2 separate regions of the Homo sapiens genome follow, and region 2 is linked to region 1. A link is an interaction called in ENCODE POLR2A ChIA-PET data of the cell type or tissue named here. Cell type or tissue: PC-9. All regions are shown on one strand. Links, peaks and the distances in the headings refer to the core of each region. The heading gives the core; the rest is flanking DNA.

Region 1 (8,573 bases), core at 167-8,166:
CGGCTTTACCCTGGACGTGGGCACCCTGCGGAAATCGGGGCACGTGTGACGGCAGCACGATGTACACACACAGGAGGTCATGGCAGCCTTGCTCCTGGTAGCTGGAAGTCAGAAACAGCCCATGCGGTGTCAGGAGAATGGGGAAGTGCATCGCGTAGGGATGGAGGCGAAGAGGGGCTCGTCGATTCATCCGTAAACGGTGCCCACGCTGTCTGCGGGCCCCACTGCCTGGGCGTGCCATGCGACTGGGCCAAGCAACTTCTCGACACCCAGGCTGGGGAGGGCTTTGCAGCAGCTTGAATCCAAAGAGCGGTGGGGAAACCGAGTCATCATTCTGTAGCAGCTGAGAGCGTGAGTGTGCAGACTCAGGGCCCGGTGACACTGAGTTTCAGCCGAACAGCCTCATTCGGCAAGTGAGGTGAAGGGTAGCTTTGCTGGCTCTGTGTGACTGTTTGCATTTCATTTGCAAACACCTGGCTTTATGTTGCAGTATGCTTTAGTGTGATGAGCATGATTTCAGTCCACCCCGAGCATAGCACGAGTCCTATTCTCCTCTTAAAGACCCCCAGAGGAGCTGCTTCAGGGTTTGCTCTCTGGGGAGGAGCTGGGGTCACTGAGGAGGGGAAGCCCAAATCTAGAAAGTGGATGGCTCTTGGAGTGTCCCGGGGACTGCTGGGCCTTGGACAGGAGGGACGTGGCTGTGGTATTCTGAGGCCACTGAGCTGGCACGGGGCTGGACGCTCTGTCCTCGTCCTGACCGAGGTGGCTGCCACCAGACCCTCCTCGGGGCCAGCGTCCAGGAATCTGGGCACTTCCTCCCCTGAGACCCTGGCCCCACCCCGAGGCCCAGGGATCCTGGAAGAGTGTCCTGTGAGTGTCCGAGGGCAGACTTGCCAGATGGATTCCTGCACTGGGGCTGGGAGGCGTTCCGAGTGCGGCTCTCCCTCAAATGACAGCTTGTGATAGCGAGGCCGGCTGCATCATTCCCCAGGAATTCCCCTTGGAACGCATGCTGGCTCCAGGCTGCTCCAGGCCCCAGGCTGGCATCAGACGACCTCGGGCCAGGCCTCCTCCCCATCCTCCTTCTCTGGTCCCTTGAGGAGGGGAGGACACTTCTTCCTGAGGGCTGCAGCTCCCACACAGGCACCAGAAGCTCAGAAGCTCAACTTGGTGACATCACTGGGGCCTGGCCATCCCTGAACTCATCCCTGCTGAGTGGGAAAGGGCGAGGGCCTCACAGCCATGTCCGCCTCTAAGCTGGGAGCCTCGGGAACCCCCAGGCCTGAGTCACAATGAGACCAGAAAGGCCAGGCAGGGTCAGCATGCCCAGCTTGCCCTGGTACCCCAGTCCACCTGGGTCCAGGGGTTGGGAGGGGAGGCCAGGAAGGGTCAGCACGTCCAGCTAGCCCCAGTACCCAGGCTCACTGAGGTCCAGGGTTTGGGAGGGGAGGCCAAGCAGGGTCAACACGTCCAGCTAGCCCTAGTACTCGGGTACTTCTCGCCCTCCCTCCTAGGAGCCTCAGCCTGGGCTACTTCCCAGACCCTTGTTTTTGATTCCTCATCTTGGTTCCAGCACCCCAGGGGCCCAGCCAGAGTCTGAGAATGAGTACTGTCCATCGAAGGGGCTACCACCCGTGCGTGTAAGAAATGGTGCAGCCTCTGAGTGCTGTGTCCCGGATTGTCACAGAGGCCGCGCACTCCAGCATCTGTGTCCAGGCCACCTTGTGTGTGTTTAAGAAACAGTGCAGGCTCCGTCCGAGTGCTGTGTCCCGGATTATCACAGAGGCCGTGCACCCCAGCACCCATGTCCTGGTCCCCACAGCACCTGCGCAGATGCTGGGCTCGGGCTGGTGGGCTTTGGTCTAAGGAGCCTGGAAAGCCCACAGGTCCAGAGACCTGAGCAGAGTGGTGGGCGGTAAAGGGGCCGGGGAAGCAGGTACAGACCCCTGCCGGCCCCCGAGACTCGGTCCGCTGAGGCTGCTGGGCTGGGACCTGCATTGGCCTAGAAGATCCAAGCTGAGGCAAGAAGCGTGGCCTGTCCATGGGGAGTATTATGGACTGAATGTTTGTGTTGCCCCAAAATTCTTTAGACAGGGTCTCCCTCTGTCGTCTAGGCTGGAGTACAGTGGCATAATCATGGCTCACTGCAGCCTCAAACTCCTGGGCTCCAGCGATCCTCCCACCTCAGCCTCCCAAAGCTCTGGGATGACAGGTGTGAGCCACCACGCCCAGCTCCCGAATTCTTATGTTGAAATCGAACCCCAATATGACGGTTTTAGGAGGTGGGGCTTTGGGCGGTGATGCGGTCACAAAGGCGCTGCTGTCATGAATGGGTCCCGTGACCTTGTAAGAAGAGGCCAGAGGGCTCCTTCCCCTTCCTTCTGCCGCTTTAAGGACGGAATGAGAAGTCGGAAATCCACAACTCAGAGGACAGCCCTCCCCAGACCCCGACCAGGCTGGCACCTTGATCTCCGGCCTCCAGCCTCTGGGCTGTGAGAAATAAACTCCTGATGTTTACAAGCCACGCAGTTCATGGGGTTTCCTTACAGCAGCCCCAACAGGAGTGGCCCTGGGGGGACCTCCACAGCCCACCCACCACTTCCCACCCTCCATGGCCCTGCCCTCCGTGCCCTGTCCTTCCCCATGCCCCTCCCCCCACCACAGCCCTGCTCCCTCCTTGCCGTGCTCATCCTCCACACCCATGCCCCTAACCACAGGCCTGCCCTCCTCTATGCCCCTTCACCCCTACCACAGTCCTGCCGTCTCCACACCCTGCTCCCTCCATGGCCTGGCCCCCCTCCACATCTTGCCCTCCATGACCTCCCCTCCTCCACACCCCTGCCCCTCAACTACAGCCCTGTCCTCCTCCGTGCTCCTTTTCCTGTCTACAGCCCTGCCCCCTCCATGCCCTGCCCCTCTGCCACGCCCCTCCCCCCACCACAGCCTGCTCTCGTTGCCCCCTCTTCCCATCCCTCCCACATCCCTCTCCCACCTGCCCCTCTCAGGGACTTGAGATTTCCTCCGCAAGAAACCTCTGTGGGGCTTCACCAGGCCTCTGCCCTACCCAGGCCTCAGGGTGGGTGCGCCTGGGACTTCAAAGGCCCAAGGAGGGCCCCAAACTGGCTCCTGCCCAGGCCCAGAGCACAGATCCTCCTTGTTCCCAGCCCAGGCCCTCCCCCAGCCCAGGCACACAGCGGTCTGGAGGAAACCCTCTGGTGGCCAGCCCAGGGGACCCCCACGCCCCAGCACCCCCACCAGGACCACTTCTGGGCTCCTCTGGGGTCCTGCAAGCTTGGCCCTGCCCAGGACCCTCTCAGGCTGGTGCTGGGCCAGTGTTCAAGGGTGGGTGAAGGGCAGAGAAGGGCACCTCTCTTATTTCTGGGGCAGTCATGGCTGCAGCAAGTTCCAGAAGCTTCTGCAGAGACTACCTGGTGAAGTCTCAGAAGACCCAGAGAGGCAGCCACCAACTCAGCCTAGAAACTCAGCTCAGACTGGCAGAGAGGGCAGCCCTAGCTTGGGGGCCCAGGCCAGCGGGGAAGACTCGGCCAGCCCCAGGCACGGCGGGCATCATCAGGACAAAATGCCAGGCTCCACGCCACCATCCAAAGTCCCAGAAACAGTGGCCAGCTGTCCAGGGCCCGCCACACCCGAGCCCACCTCGCCCTCACTGCTCTCCTGACTCCTGTCCTTCAACTCATTGGCCTGCTGTGGCTTCATTGTATCCCCAACAGGATGGATCCCAGAGCCCCGGGGCACCCGCCACTCAAGGCCAGCAGTGCTATGCCTCTGCGTCAGCCTCTGTATCTGCCTCTGCCTCCTCCCTGCCCCTCGGCAGCCTGCAGGGCCCCTTCCAGGGGAAGGCTGGATCCCAAGCAAGGGAAGGGAGCGCCTGTCTCTGCTCACACCCTGACCGGCTTGACATCAGAATAAGATTCAGGGTCCCCACGTGTGGCCATCCTCTGTCTGGTTCCCTCAGCGGCAGCCACACCAATGTCCTAGCTGTCCTCGGACCCCAAGCTGACCGCTGCTGCCCTGGGCCTTTGCCTCTGCTGCTAGCCTGTCGGGAGCACCTCCCCTGGTACACAAGGCTTCCTTGCCTGCTTCTCGTCCCTGGAAAGGCCATGGCCTCCCAGAGGCCCTCCCTGGTGTGGAACCGCCTTCCTCTGGTCATGTCCCCCACAGCATTTGGCTGAGCTGCAGGAATTTACTGTCTGTCCCTTAAGAGCTGTTTCTGATGCCGGGTCCCAGAAGATGCTTGTCCCCAGCTCCAACCCTTCCAGGGCAAGCCCCTCACCCTCTGTCAGCCATGGCGGGGCTTGGGGGCTGCAGGGAATACCCAGGGTCCTGTGGATGGTCCACGTGGCCCTGAAGCCTTTGCGGAGGAAACGTGAATTGCATCAGGAATGAAATGAAACGTTGTCACCCACTTCATTTTTCTTTTTTTGAGACAGGCTCTCACTCTGTCGCCCAGGCTGGAGTGCAGTGGTGCGATCTCGGCAACCTCTGCCTCCCGGGTTCAATCTCTTCTCCTGCCTCAGCCTCCTGAGTAGCTGGGATTACAGGCACACACCACCACGCCCGGCTGATTTTTGTGTTTTTGGCAGAGAAGGGGTTTCACCGTGTTGGCCAGGCTGGTCTCAAACTTCTGACCACAAGTGACCTGCCCGCCTCGGCCTCTCAAAGTGCTGGGATTATAGGCATGAGCCACTGTGCCTGGCTCACCCACTTCATTTTTCAATTGGATGTGGCGAATCTCTCCCGAGCCCAGCGTTGGGGCCCACAGGGCCACTGACTCCAGGAGAACAAGGGTCTCTGCCTTGTGTAGGTGGGGGTCATGCTGTCATTCCCCAACCCGTGGGGCAAATCTCCAGGGACTCTCAATGGGGAGACAGCACCCCCCACAGCTTGCAAAGTGGCCCAGGCCTGGTGAGGGCCGTGGCTGTCCCAGGGTCCATGGACAAGTCAGGGCGAGAAACACAGCAGCCTCCAGGCACCCGAGGGTGCTTCTGGGGCCTCAGGAGGAGCTGGGCTTTCTGCATGTGGGTGGCCCAGGGGCCCGTTACAGGCCCATCCCGCTGAGGGCAGCATTCCGGGTAGAGGCCCAGCAGGTGCGGCCACAGACAGCTGAGCCTTCCCGGGATGCTTGTGGCGTGAAGTCAGCTGCCCAACCCTGGCCACTGGCCGCACCCCAGGCTATTTTTGGATCCTGCAGCTCAGAGCCTGCCTTGCTGCTCCCGCCCCTGGAGCTCCTGGAAGTCTGGTCAGGAGTGTGGACAATGCCCCTCTTGTCATACATCTGCCCCTTCCCCACAGCCCCCACCGCAGGGCCACCCTCCTCCCCCAGACACAGCTGGTCCTGGCTGGGCTGGGGTGGGCTGCCTGGCTGAGAGGAGGCTGGCCTTGGACCGGGACCCTGGCATCACGGCAAAGCTGGAGACTCAGGGAGTCCAGGAGGCGAGAGGCTGCCAGGGTTGTCCTGGGCCGTGTCTGTGTCAGCTCGTGTCCCTCCAGGATAAGTGATCTTGGGCAAGGCACACCTCTCTCTGGCAGAGAGGGCTCTGGAAGGTTTTCCCAGGGTCCTCCTCCCTCAAGTCCTCCCATGCCCTGAGGCTGGTCCCTGAGGTTGTTGGTCGGGGACTCCAGTCCTTGCTGCTCAGAAAAGCATGCCCAGTGTCCCTCGCCCTGCCCAGTGTACGTCCAAGGCTGCTGAAAGAATGGAGAAGGCTTCCTTTACTTCTGCCTTCATTCCTTGGACAGATATTAAAACCTGCTGTGTCCAGGCCCTGACTGGGCACAGTGTTGGTAAATCAGGTCTGGTTCCAACTTCAAACAGGCAGCCCTGACCTTGGTGCAGGCAGCCCTGACCTGCAGGCATGTGGTCCCCCGACCTTAGATAGGATGCCCCCGACCTTGGACTGGGTACCGGTGACCTTGGAGCAGGCAGCCCTGACCTGGAGGCATGCAGCTCTCTGCAGAACCAGATGTGGGTGGGGGGGCGGGTGGGGGGGCCATAGTCACTCAGGGCTTGGGGATGGCTGCTCTTTGTTGGGCTGAGTGTAGGGAGGTGGGTTCCCAGCTTCAGGACCAGGTGAATGGGGGATGCAAGCGTGGGTGGGGCAGGTGAAGCAGGAAGGGCAGGTGGGGACAGGTCAGATGACTCTTAGCATCACGGCGGTGGGACCCGCTGTGGTGTTCTGAGCAGACACGAGACAGAAGCTGCCTTCAGGAAGTTTGGTTGCACAGACAAGGGTCAGGAGACTTTAATTTGTGCAGATGAGGTGCCCTGAGGGCATTTAGCAGCTGCTGGAAAGGAGGTGTGGGAGGGCTTATTAGGGAGACATTTAACCCCCACACGGTCGATCAATCGTGAGCCACCTGTGCCTGGATCCTACCTGTCAGAGACGCCTGAGTGGCCCCACGTTCCAGCCTAGGTCCGGGAGACACCTGACACCAGGAGTTGGCCCCAAGACAATGCTGAGAGCAGCTCAGACTCTGCCCGTGGAGTGGCCTGACCCTGGGCACAAGGTGATGGGCCTTGCCAGGCACGGAGCCAGAGAGCAGCCAGGGTTGCCTGTGCCCAGCCTGTTGTGCAATGCAGTGGGGGACAGAGAATGCTCGCTGCAGGGGAAACAGGCCTGTCCTCTCGTGCCCCCAGGCTCTGCCCTGGGTGCCCCTGAGCTTACTCTGTCCCCAGGCTCTGCCCTGGGCACCCCTGAGCTCACCCCACCCCTCCAGGCTCTGCCTGTCTTGGCTGTTTGTCTTGGTATAACAAAATTACCATAGACCTGGTGGTGTAGAAACAAGAGAAATGTATCTCTCACAGTTTGGAAGTCGCGAAGTCCAAGATGAAGGTGCTGGAAGACTGTGTCTGGTGAGGGCCGCTTTCCATAGACAGTGCCTTCTCGCTGGGTGCTCCCTCTGTGGAAGGGGCGGCCTCTTTTCTAAGGGCACCAGTCCCATTCACGGGCCTCCACTCTCACAACCTAATCACCTCCTAAAGGCCTCACCTCTGAATATTACTGCACTGGGGGACAGGTCAACATGTGCATTTTGGGGGAACACACATATTTAGATCAAGCTTGTCCAACCCGAGGCCCGTGGGCCCCATGTGGCCCAGGGTGGTTTTGAATTCGACCCAACACAAATTCATAAACTTTCTTAAAACATTATGAGTTGTTTCGTGATTTTTTTTGTTTGCTTTAGCTCGTCAGCCATCGTTAGTGTTAGTGTATTTTATGTGTGGCCCAAGACAATTCTTCTTCTAATGTGGTCCAAGCCCAGGGAAGCCAAAAGGTTGGACAACTCCTGATTTCGACCATCACACCTCCGTAACAGCCAACCCCTGAGGTCCAGCCTAGGGGTGGCTCTGGGAGTTGGTGGCCGGAGGTCCACACAGTCTCAGTCCCACTCAGGCCCCCGAGCAGCTTGTAGGGGCTGTGCCCAGCTGGGCCCCTTCCAGCTGGGCCTCCAGGTGCGGCCACACCCATGTTTCTAGGGAGGCATGGGGACACAGCGGTGGCTCTCCACTCTAGCAAGGAGCCTCGTGCAGCACCCGTGCCCAGCAGGATCCTCTGGCTGCAGAAACAGCAAGGGACTCCCCTCCCTGCGTAAGAAGAGGCGTCCGCGGGACCCAGGCCGGATGCCCGTGGAGAGGGAGGAGCCAAGCCGGTGTGGGGCTCCGCAGTGGAAAGCAGTGGGAGCCTCCCATGGGTTCTCTGCTGGGCTGCATCACCCCAACCCTCTCAGGAGGGGAAGCCCTGAGCCCCCCTTGAGGGTTGATTGTGCCCCACAGCAGATGTCAGGGGCTGTGACCAAAAGGATGCCTGGGCCAGGTAGAGAAACCTGGGAGATGGCCCCGTCTGAGGCACAGCGCACGGTGTCTTCATCCTCCTGTGTGGACTCTCTGGGTTCATGGAGGAGCCCTGACTTAGGGCTGGGGTTAAATGTGCCCCCCAACCCCTCCCTTCACCCCTGCTCAGCTGAGTCCCCTCTTCTTGGCCTTGCATGGCAGCTGGGCCAGGGCTGAGGCTTTTGGGCCTTTTGGGTGATTGAACATCCAGCCAACATTAACGCTTCACTTCCAGTCCCGCAAAACACCCATCGCTTTCCCTCCTTGCAGCACAGGGAGAGCAGCATCCCCACTGCTGGGGAGTGTGCTTGTGTGTGCATTTATGTGTGCATGTGCATGTGCATTCGTGTGTGTGTGCATTTGCATGTGCTTGTGTGCCTTCATGTGTGTGCATTTGCGTGTGTGCATTTGCATGTGTGCGTGTGTGCATTCGCGTGTGCGTTCACATGTGTGTATTCGTGTGTGCATGTGCGTGTGCCTTCGTGTGTGTGCATTTGCATGTGCATGTGCGTGTGTGCATTCGTGTGTGTGCATTTGCATGTGCATGTGTGTATTCGTGTGTGCATTCACATTGTGTGCATGTGCATGTGTATATTCGTGTGTGCGTTCACGTGTGTGTATTCACGTGTGCATGTGCGTGTGTGCATTTGTGCGTGCATTCATGTGTGCATGTGCGTGTGCATGTATGCAGGTGCATGTGCGTGCATGCTGGGGTGGTTTCTGG
Region 2 (8,573 bases), core at 146-8,145, 56 kb before region 1:
AGATGAGGCTCCTAAGGTCTGAGGGGGTCGGACTGTGGCCCTGTCCCGCCTCCCACTGCCCTTCTGCAGGCTTGTCTGAAGAGCTTGCTTGGTCCCCAAAGCAAAGAGCCGTTTCCAGGGTGAGGCCAACTGGAGGCATCCTCTGAGCTGCTCTGCAGGTAAGGGTTTGCCTCTGGACCATGCTGGCCTGGAAGGGTGGCACTGTCCACGCCACACTCCCAACCTTCCCTGCTCCTGGGGAGGGTGTCCTGGGATGCTCAAGGCCCTTTGAGGGGAGTTGTCCAGTTGGTGACAGGAACATGGCCGGGGCACCCTCTTCAGCCAACCTTTTCTCTGGAAGACCAGAGAACAAGACAGCAGGCATCTGTCCTCCTGGGCAGGAGCCACCAGCCTGCATGTGGGGAGGTGGCTGTGGCTTCCATGGCCCTGGCTGGCAAGCCATGGGCTGGGGGTGGGGGGGGTTGGGGGCCTGCACACCTGGCTGCGGAGGACACAGGCCTGTACTGTGTCAGGGCCTAGAGCAGCCAGAGTGCTCACAGTGGCCTGCCCTGTGTGCCGCCGGCCTGCGCTGGGTGGGAGGGAATCCAGGGGCTCAGTGGAAGAGCCGTCTCCTAAGGGGGAGGCCTTGCCAGGGCCCACCGAGCAGGGTCTTGCAACCTTGGCAGGTGAGGCTGAGTCACAGGCGAGAGAGGCACCTGCATGGTGCAGCTGAGGGAGGACTGTAGCCTCCCTGGCCTGCTGGTCCTCTCTGGGAATCCTATTTTCCTGAGGAGGCGAAACTGCCGCATCCGAGTGTCTGTTTCTCTGTGCAATAGTAATGCCCCGCTAGGTGGCAGGGGACAGGTGTCCTGAGCGTTGGACGGCTGAAGGGCAAGGGAGCCCCTGAGGCCTGTGGGAGGGAAGGGGTGGTGCAAGGCCTCTTCTGGGGACAGGGACAGGCTGCCTGGTCCCTGGGGAGGGGGATGGGGGAAGGGTTGGTTTTATTTGCCCTGCAGCCACCGGCACAACCAGAGGTGAAGGCAGCTGCAGGGCCCTCCTGGACACAGTGGGAGTGTCCAGGGAGGGAAGGAGGAGGGGGGCTGGAACAAGACACAGCCGAGGACTTGGGAGGAGGAGAGGCTGAAGCCGTAGACAACGGCTGAGGACCAGGGAGGAGGAGAGGCCCTGACCACACCCTGCAACCATGGCCTGGCCCATGGGTCACACCTACAGCCAAGCTCAGCCACATCGGGTCAGCTCTGGCTGGCCCACCCGTGCTGGGGAGTGGGCAGGCACTAGTGGTGGCGAGGCCCCTCCCTAAAGGTGGCGTTGACCAGCCCACCTGGCCTTGGTCCCCTACCTTCAACGAAAGTCTGGCAAAGGCATCCTGAGAAGGTGACAGAGGGAAGCCCTGCCCTTCCAGAGGGCCTCAGGCCAAAGTGCTCCCCAGACCTGGGGCTGCGGCCCAGGGAGGGCGGCCAAGGGAGGCTTAGACACCTGGCCTCTGGGCCTCATTTTAGGGAGGCGAGGTGACTCTCAGGCAGGTGCAGGGCTTCCTGAGTAAGTGTCACATGAGCAGAGTGATTGCAGCCTGTGAGGGCAGGGTTGTCAGCCAGGTGAGGACAGTAGATTTGGGTCAGGGCCAGGCACAGCCACAGGACCTCTGCCCTATGGACATCCTGCTCCTTTTCTGGCCCCTGAGCCCCGTCACTCCCTCTGTCATTGCTGGTGCTGACCAGCTGAGCCACCCCCTTAGGTCACTCAGTCTTCTTCTCTCTTCATTTTCTCGGAGGAAAAATGGGCATGAAACAAGGATATTCCCTGAATAGCCACATAGTCTTAAAAAACAAAAACAGAGTTGGAGGACTCAGTTTCCCAGTTTCAAAACTTACTACAGTACAAAGCTACAGTAATCAAAACAGTTTGATATTGGCATGAAGGCGGACATGTGGACAAATGGAATAGAAGAGTTCAGACACAAACCCACACACCTGTGGTCAATTTTTTGGGACAAGGATGCCAAGATTATTCAATGAGACAAAGAGTAGTCTCTTCAACAAGTGGTACAGGGACAAATGAAGCTAGACCCTACCTCACACCATACACAACAGGGAACCCAAAATGGACCAAAACCCCCAGTGAGCAAAAACTCTTAGAAGAAAATATTGGGGAAATCTCATGACATTGGATTTGGCAAGAGATTCTTGGATATGAAACAAAAAACACAGGCAATAAAAGAAAAAAACAGAAGAATTGGACTTTATGAAAATTTGATAGTACCCTTTGTGTTTCAAAGGGTACTATCAAAACAGTGAAAAGACAAACCACAGAATGGTAGGATTTTTTTGCACATCATATATCTCATGAATGTCTAGTTTCCAGAAGAAAAAAAAAAAACTCTTCAACACAACAGCAAAAAGTCAGTTTTAAAAATAGCAAAGAATTTGAATAGACACCTTCCCAAAGATGATATGCAAATGACTAATAATCTCATGAAAAGATGCTCAGTATCACTAGTCATCAGGGACATGTAAATCAGAGCAACAGGATGTCACACACCACACTCGAGATAGCTAGCACCAAAAATCGGAAAATAAGTGTCGGCGACGATGTGGGAAAATGACAAACCTTGTATATTGCTGGTGGAAACATGAAATGGCTTAGCCACTGTAAAAACAGTTTGGTGGTTCCTCAGAAAGTAAAACAGAATTAACATACAGCTAGGGGTATGGACAAAATAATTGAAAACAAGTATTCAAACAAAAATTTTTGCATGGATGTTCACAGCAGCACCATTCACAGTAGTCAAAATATGGAAACATCCCAAATATCCACCCAATGAGCAGACAAAACTGACCTATCCATGCAAGGGAATGTTCTCCAGCCATAAAAAGGAATCAGGCACCGATTCCTGCTGCAGTGTGCAGGGGCCTTGGAAAGATCACGGTAAGTAAAAAAAGCTGGACATCAAAGGTCACAGGCTATGTGACTCCATTTCTGTGAAATAACCAGCATTTCACATTCCCCTGAACCCACAGCAGCAGACAGCAGGTGCGTGGTTGTGGGGGCTGGAGGCACGGAGAGATGGGGAGAGCCTGCTTAGTGGTTTCCTTGTGGGGAGATGAGATGTTTCGGAACTAGACAGAGGTGAGGCTGCACAGCACTGTGAGCAGATGAAGTGCTGCGGAATTGGACACTTTAAAGTGGTTAATTTTATGTTACATGAATTTTACCTCAGTAGAAACCAAAGCCAAGCAGAATTGCCATGAGGGATGAGGTGTGGAGCTGATTATCCACGTGGAGCCCGAGAGCAGGCCTGACATGGAGGGAGCCTCTCCCAGCGTCCGACGATCTCGTCCTTCCCAAGTGGGCATAGTTCAGGCTGCTGGAGGTGCAGAGAAAGAGGCAAGGCGCCGTCCCCCAGTGAGCGACCCTGTCTTAACCTCAGCATCATGAGGCTGGAGTGGCCAGGTGGCTGGGAGCTGCATTTCTCAATCCAGCCACCTGGCCACCTCCCACTGCCACCACACATCACATGTGCCTGCAACAGAACCATGGCAGCCCACCCATGAGGACCCACCCAGTGCAGGGAGGCGAGTGCAGTGAGTACCTGTACCCACTTCGCCTCTGAAGCAGGTGCTGCAGGTGTCCACCCAGGCTCCTCCTCGCTCCCTTCTCCACACTCAAGGTCGCCAGTGACCGCTGCCTGCTGGGTTTCCCTGGGTCCCCTGGCAGAGTAACCTGGAAGTGGCAGAAAGAAAATGACTTAGACGTATCCCTTAGCTGGTGGACAGGCACCAGTTCCTGCTACACAGCTGGAAACCCAGGCATGTGTGTGCTGTTACAAAACAAACTTTCAACACATTTAGTTAAGATCTGATATGGTTTGAAAGTTTCTTCTCTCTAAATCTCCTGTTGAAATGTGATCCCCAGTGGTGGAGGTGAGGCCCTGTGGGAGGTGTTTGGTCACAGGGGTGGGACCCTAGTGAATGGCTTGACGTCATCCCCTTGGCGATGAGTGAGCTGTCGCTGAGTTAGTTCACACGAGAAAGCTGGTTGTTTAAGAGAGCCTAGGGCCTCTCCCTTCTCTCTCTTCCTCCTGCTCTTGCCGTTGACGCACCTGCTCCCCCTTTGCCTTCCACCATGAGTGGAAGCTTCCTGAGCCCTCACCAGAAGCAGATGATGGTATTGTGCTTCCTCTACAGCCTGAGCTGATTAAACCTCTTTTCTTTATAAACGACCCAGCCTCAGGTGTTTCTTCATAGCAATGGAAGAGCCGACTCGCGCAAGATCTAATTGGCTATCCCTGGTGACTCACGAATCAGGCAGCATCGCATTTGGAGAGTTAGGAAGGGTGTTCCCATAAGCTGAGTGGAAGAGGTGGGCTTTACAGGCAGAAAAGGCTGAAGAAACAGAAATAAGAGGACAGCAAGTGATTGGGCATTGTGGGGTCACTTTCCTTGTCAGACTAACACGGAGGGACTTCCTGAGTCTCCTGACTCAGGTAGACTGATTGGCTGCGGTGAATCTCTTCATTTTGGGAAAAGGGGCCCTTTCTAAGTTCAGTTTGATGATGTGACATGAAGCATGAGTGACTCCATTCTGGTTTGGTCTGGGTGTTGGGTTTGGGGCAGGAGCTTCTCTGAACCAGTGGCCACGGTCGTTTTTATTTGACCATTGCTCTACGCTGTCTCCTGAGGTTTCTTGTGGCTGAGCCAGGTCACAGTGAGCTGCACCGATCACCCATCCTGCTACTTCCCTCCTCATCTCTTCCTCACGCCCCTGCTGCTGTTTCCTGGGACCATCCAGTAAACGAACCTTGTCTCAGCATCTGCTTCTTGGGGGAACGCAGTTGAAGACTGTCTCAGATGTGCACAGTCTCCCTGAGAGGTGGGTCTGTTTGCATCCAGCTTATAGAAAAGCACCTGGCTCAGGGAGGTTAAGTATTAACAATTCACACAAGTTCACAACAGCTTGTGATCGTCCCTGCCCTGTCACCTCCCTGTTTATCACTACGTTCTCCAGCGACATCCTCCCCTCCCATCATCTCATGCCTTGGAAAAGGTGGGCAGACCCTGAAGACAGAGCCCTTACCTGGAAGGGGAGGCGCCAGGTCTCCAGCAGGCAAGCCCTGGCTCCCTCCCACCCAGCAGGAACACTGGGCTGACTCTGGACAGGTGGAACTGCCACAGTTTACAGAGGTCTGAGTGAACTGGAAGCATCTTCAATCCTTGTGCATGAATTGGTTTCCAAGGTGTTGCCCGTGATATTTTAACCATTTTTGTTGTTGTTGTTTAGAGACAAGAACTTGCTCTGTTGCCCAGGCTGGAGTGCAGTGGCACGATCATAGCTCACTGCATCCTTGAATTCCAGTGCTCAAGCAATCCTCCTGCCTCAGCCTCCTGAATAGCTGGAATTACAGGTGCACACCACCGCATCTGGCTAATTTTTTTTTTTTTTTTTTTTTTTTTTTTTGTAGAGACAGGGTCTCGTTATTTGCCCAGGCTGCTCTTGAACTCCTAGCCTCCAGTAATTCTCCTGCCTTGGTCTCTCAAAGTGCTGGGATCACAGGTGTGAGTCACCACGCTGTGTGGTATACCGCAGATCAGTGTGCAAGCCTGACGGTAGGGCTTGATGAATTTGCATCTCTTAAAGTGCACCCAGATTGAGAAACAGAGCATGCCCTGCCCCAGGGACCCCTCACGTCCTCTCCACATTGTCCTGCACCCTGAAGTCCCCCTGCCCAAAGCTCCCCTGCCACAGGACAGGTGCCCTGCCTTCGACCCTGACCCATGGACTGGGCCGCCGGGCCTGGCACTCTCCCTGGCGCTGACCTCGGTCTCTCGATCCTGAGCACCACCTGCGTTGCTGCCCACTTCTCGTCCTCAGGTGGCCTTCCGTTGTGAGCGCCTGTGGTCTCCATGCCCAGGCCACCGTGGCTGGACAATCGTGTGGTTTCAAGAGCGCTGCTGTAGCTGTGTTTGTCTCTGCCACCAGGGGCACATGGGTGCGTGTTTTTGCGGGGTCAGAGGTGCTGGGCACCAGGCTAGGCAGAGTCCGCTAAGCCGCTTCACAGAGTGACTGCTGGCTGGGCTTCCCGCCTGGTGTCCTCACCAGCACCAGCTGCCCTAAGAAATCATCTCTTCATGGATGAGCTGGCTTCCTCTCCCTGGAAGGTAACTGCATCACCAGGGCAAGGGCAGCTGTTGGTTCTGCTGTATCCGAAGCACCAGAATGTGCCTGGTGGGGCAGTGCCCGCTGAGACTCGGGTCTTCACGGCTGGGTGGTGAGTGGTTGTTGTAGGAGTGACCAATGCTTGTTGAATGAATGAATGACCACGTGAGGTGGCATTGCCATTAACCCTCAAGCTAAGAAGGAGCAGGGGTGTTTGGAAAAGTGTGAATCTGGCGGAGCCGGGCACTGCACTTGTGTGGCCCCAAGGGCCTGGACATTTCCCCCATGCCCCTGGTCCAGACCAACAGGCCTGCCCTCCGAGATTCTGTCCCCAACGTGAAGACTCCTGTATTCACTGAGAGCCTCAGGACTGTGTTTAGAATGTTGCTCAACACAATCGTGGAGAAAGTGCAAGCTTTCTGTCTTCCTCTGCAGCGTCAGTCACCAGCCAGCCTCCTGCTTTCTGCCCCCACAGTGCCTCAGGAAGACCCAGCCCTCAGCCCCAGCCCTAGCCCCACCTCAGTCTCCCTCCATGCCTGCAGGTTTTCTGGAAGGAGATTTTCTTGCTACGTGACCATTTCTAAAGCTCATCCATTTCTAAAGCTCGTTCTGAAGCTGTCCAGAATTAGGCATTGCACTTTAATTGCCATTGTGGGAAAAGGCATTTCAAAATCACACACAGAGACCTCGCCTGCTGGCCAGCCCTCCTGCCCTCCTAGTGGTTGGAAATGCCAGAGCCACACACAGTCGTGGTGTTGGGCGGAAATTGACTCTGGCGCGTGGCACCCGGAGTGGCATTGGGTACAGGGTAGTGGGAGGGCTGGTAACCCGGGGATTTCCACTCAATGAGCTTGGGCTGAACGCGAGAGGCCCGAGGGCCGTACGCCTGGTGCATCCATCAGGAAGGTTAGTGGCAGAGACACCGGTGCCAGGGACTATCACTGGTCGGAGGCCATATGCCTGGTGCACCCATCAGGAGGGTTAGTGGCAGAGATGCCGGCACCAGGGACTGTCACTGGTCGGAATACTCCTGGCGCACTCATCAGGAGGGTTAGCAGCAGAGACGCAGGTGCCAGGGACTGTCGCTGGTTGGAGGCAGGGCTAGATCAGCTGAAGACCGTGTTGTCCCACAGGATCCAGTTTTTGGGACCAACAACCAGAACTGGAAGCTTTTGAAAAGCTTGAAAAATCTCTAGTAGTGGTTAAAATAGAACACATCACATTCTGAAATATATGAAAAAGAAAAAAGAGGGTTCCCATTCACACCCTCACCCAGAGTGATCAGGGTGAGCCACTGTGGGCGCATCTTTCTAGAACTTTCTCTGGTTCGTAAATGGCCCTGTTCAAGCATCTGATGCCCATTGTGTGCGGCATTGTTTTTCTAACTGAACCCTGAGCGAGCCTTGGTGGCCTCTCCACATCAGGGCCTAAAGCTCCGCCCACACCTCTGTTCCAACCCATTGTCACTATTCCAGAAAAGGGCTGCAGCCTCTGTTTTACCATGCCTCAGCTCAAGAGTGTTTTTATTTCAAACAAAGTGATATTAAAATGGCAGCGGTGGCTTCTATAGAACAGATGATGAGAAACACATCTGCTGAGTTACAGGGTGCACATTTCAGTATTTTAAAGAGGTGGCCTAATGTCCTTCAAAAAGACAAAGTCAGGCACAGTCCCTGGTGACTCATGCCCTTGTCAAAGCAGGGGTCATCACACCTCTCGATGTTGCTGACCTGAGGCTCGAGGGGTGAGATCCGGGAGTGTTTCCGTTTGTACTCCCTGCTCCCTGGGAAACTGAACATTTTTTCATGCATTTACCAGCCACTGTCAGGTTTTCTTATGGCCTGTCTATTCAAGTCCATTGCCATTTTTCACCTTTGTTGTTTTTTTTTGGTATTGATTTTTGAGGAGGTCTTTATGGATTAAAGATTAGGCTCTTTGCCTGGAATCTGTGTTGCAAATATTTCCTCCTTCCCCTGTTCACTTATGTGAAATGCCAGTAAATACTCATTCCAGCATACACTGGCCTGTTTCTAGACTCACCCTGGATCTTTTTTGCATATTGCTGGGCTAAGGCCACACTGTTTTGAATAATGTAGTTTTGTAGGATGTACATTTCTTCTTATTCAAAATTTCTTGCTATTCTTTCCAGTGTCTCCCCCAGATGAACATTGGATTCATCCGTCAAGATCCATAAATAATGGATGAGAATTGTCTGGAGCTCATAGATTAGTTCTGGGAGAATTGATATTTTCTCAGACATCCAGGTATTCTAGGTATTTCAAATTCTCCCTTTATTCAATTTAAAAAATTGCTTTGCAGTAAAGTCTCACGTTTTTCATCATCTAGCCCTTTTTATATTTTGGGGTTTATTCTTAGTTGTTTTAAGGCTTTGTCTATTGTGAGCAGTATTTCTGAGCATA

The links. ChIA-PET counts read pairs that join two places held together with the same protein. Peaks named below come from ENCODE experiments on the same cell type or tissue, not always from the same donor. Only the 100,000 strongest peaks of a DNase experiment are listed, where the experiment ranks them.
Region 2: POLR2A ChIA-PET joins it to region 1 with 13 read pairs; 11 of 35 experiments call an interaction of 5 or more read pairs at or near these places.

Annotation. Positions count from the first base shown.
Region 1 is chr2:240,366,863-240,375,435 of GRCh38, reverse strand. No RefSeq gene overlaps it. Among named protein-coding and RNA genes, the nearest start is that of GPC1, 65 kb to the left of the region's middle. RefSeq lists enhancers at 854-1,408, 4,917-5,806, 1,859-6,874. In PC-9, for the core only: no CTCF peak of the experiment used is centred there; DNase peaks (open chromatin) are centred at 985, 5,155, 5,585 and 6,405; H3K4me3 peaks cover 621 bases; H3K27ac peaks cover 2,286 bases.
Region 2 is chr2:240,422,422-240,430,994 of GRCh38, reverse strand. No RefSeq gene overlaps it. Among named protein-coding and RNA genes, the nearest start is that of GPC1, 9.0 kb to the left of the region's middle. RefSeq lists enhancers at 3,084-3,583, 3,584-4,085. In PC-9, for the core only: no CTCF peak of the experiment used is centred there; a DNase peak (open chromatin) is centred at 3,934; H3K4me3 peaks cover 482 bases; H3K27ac peaks cover 2,008 bases.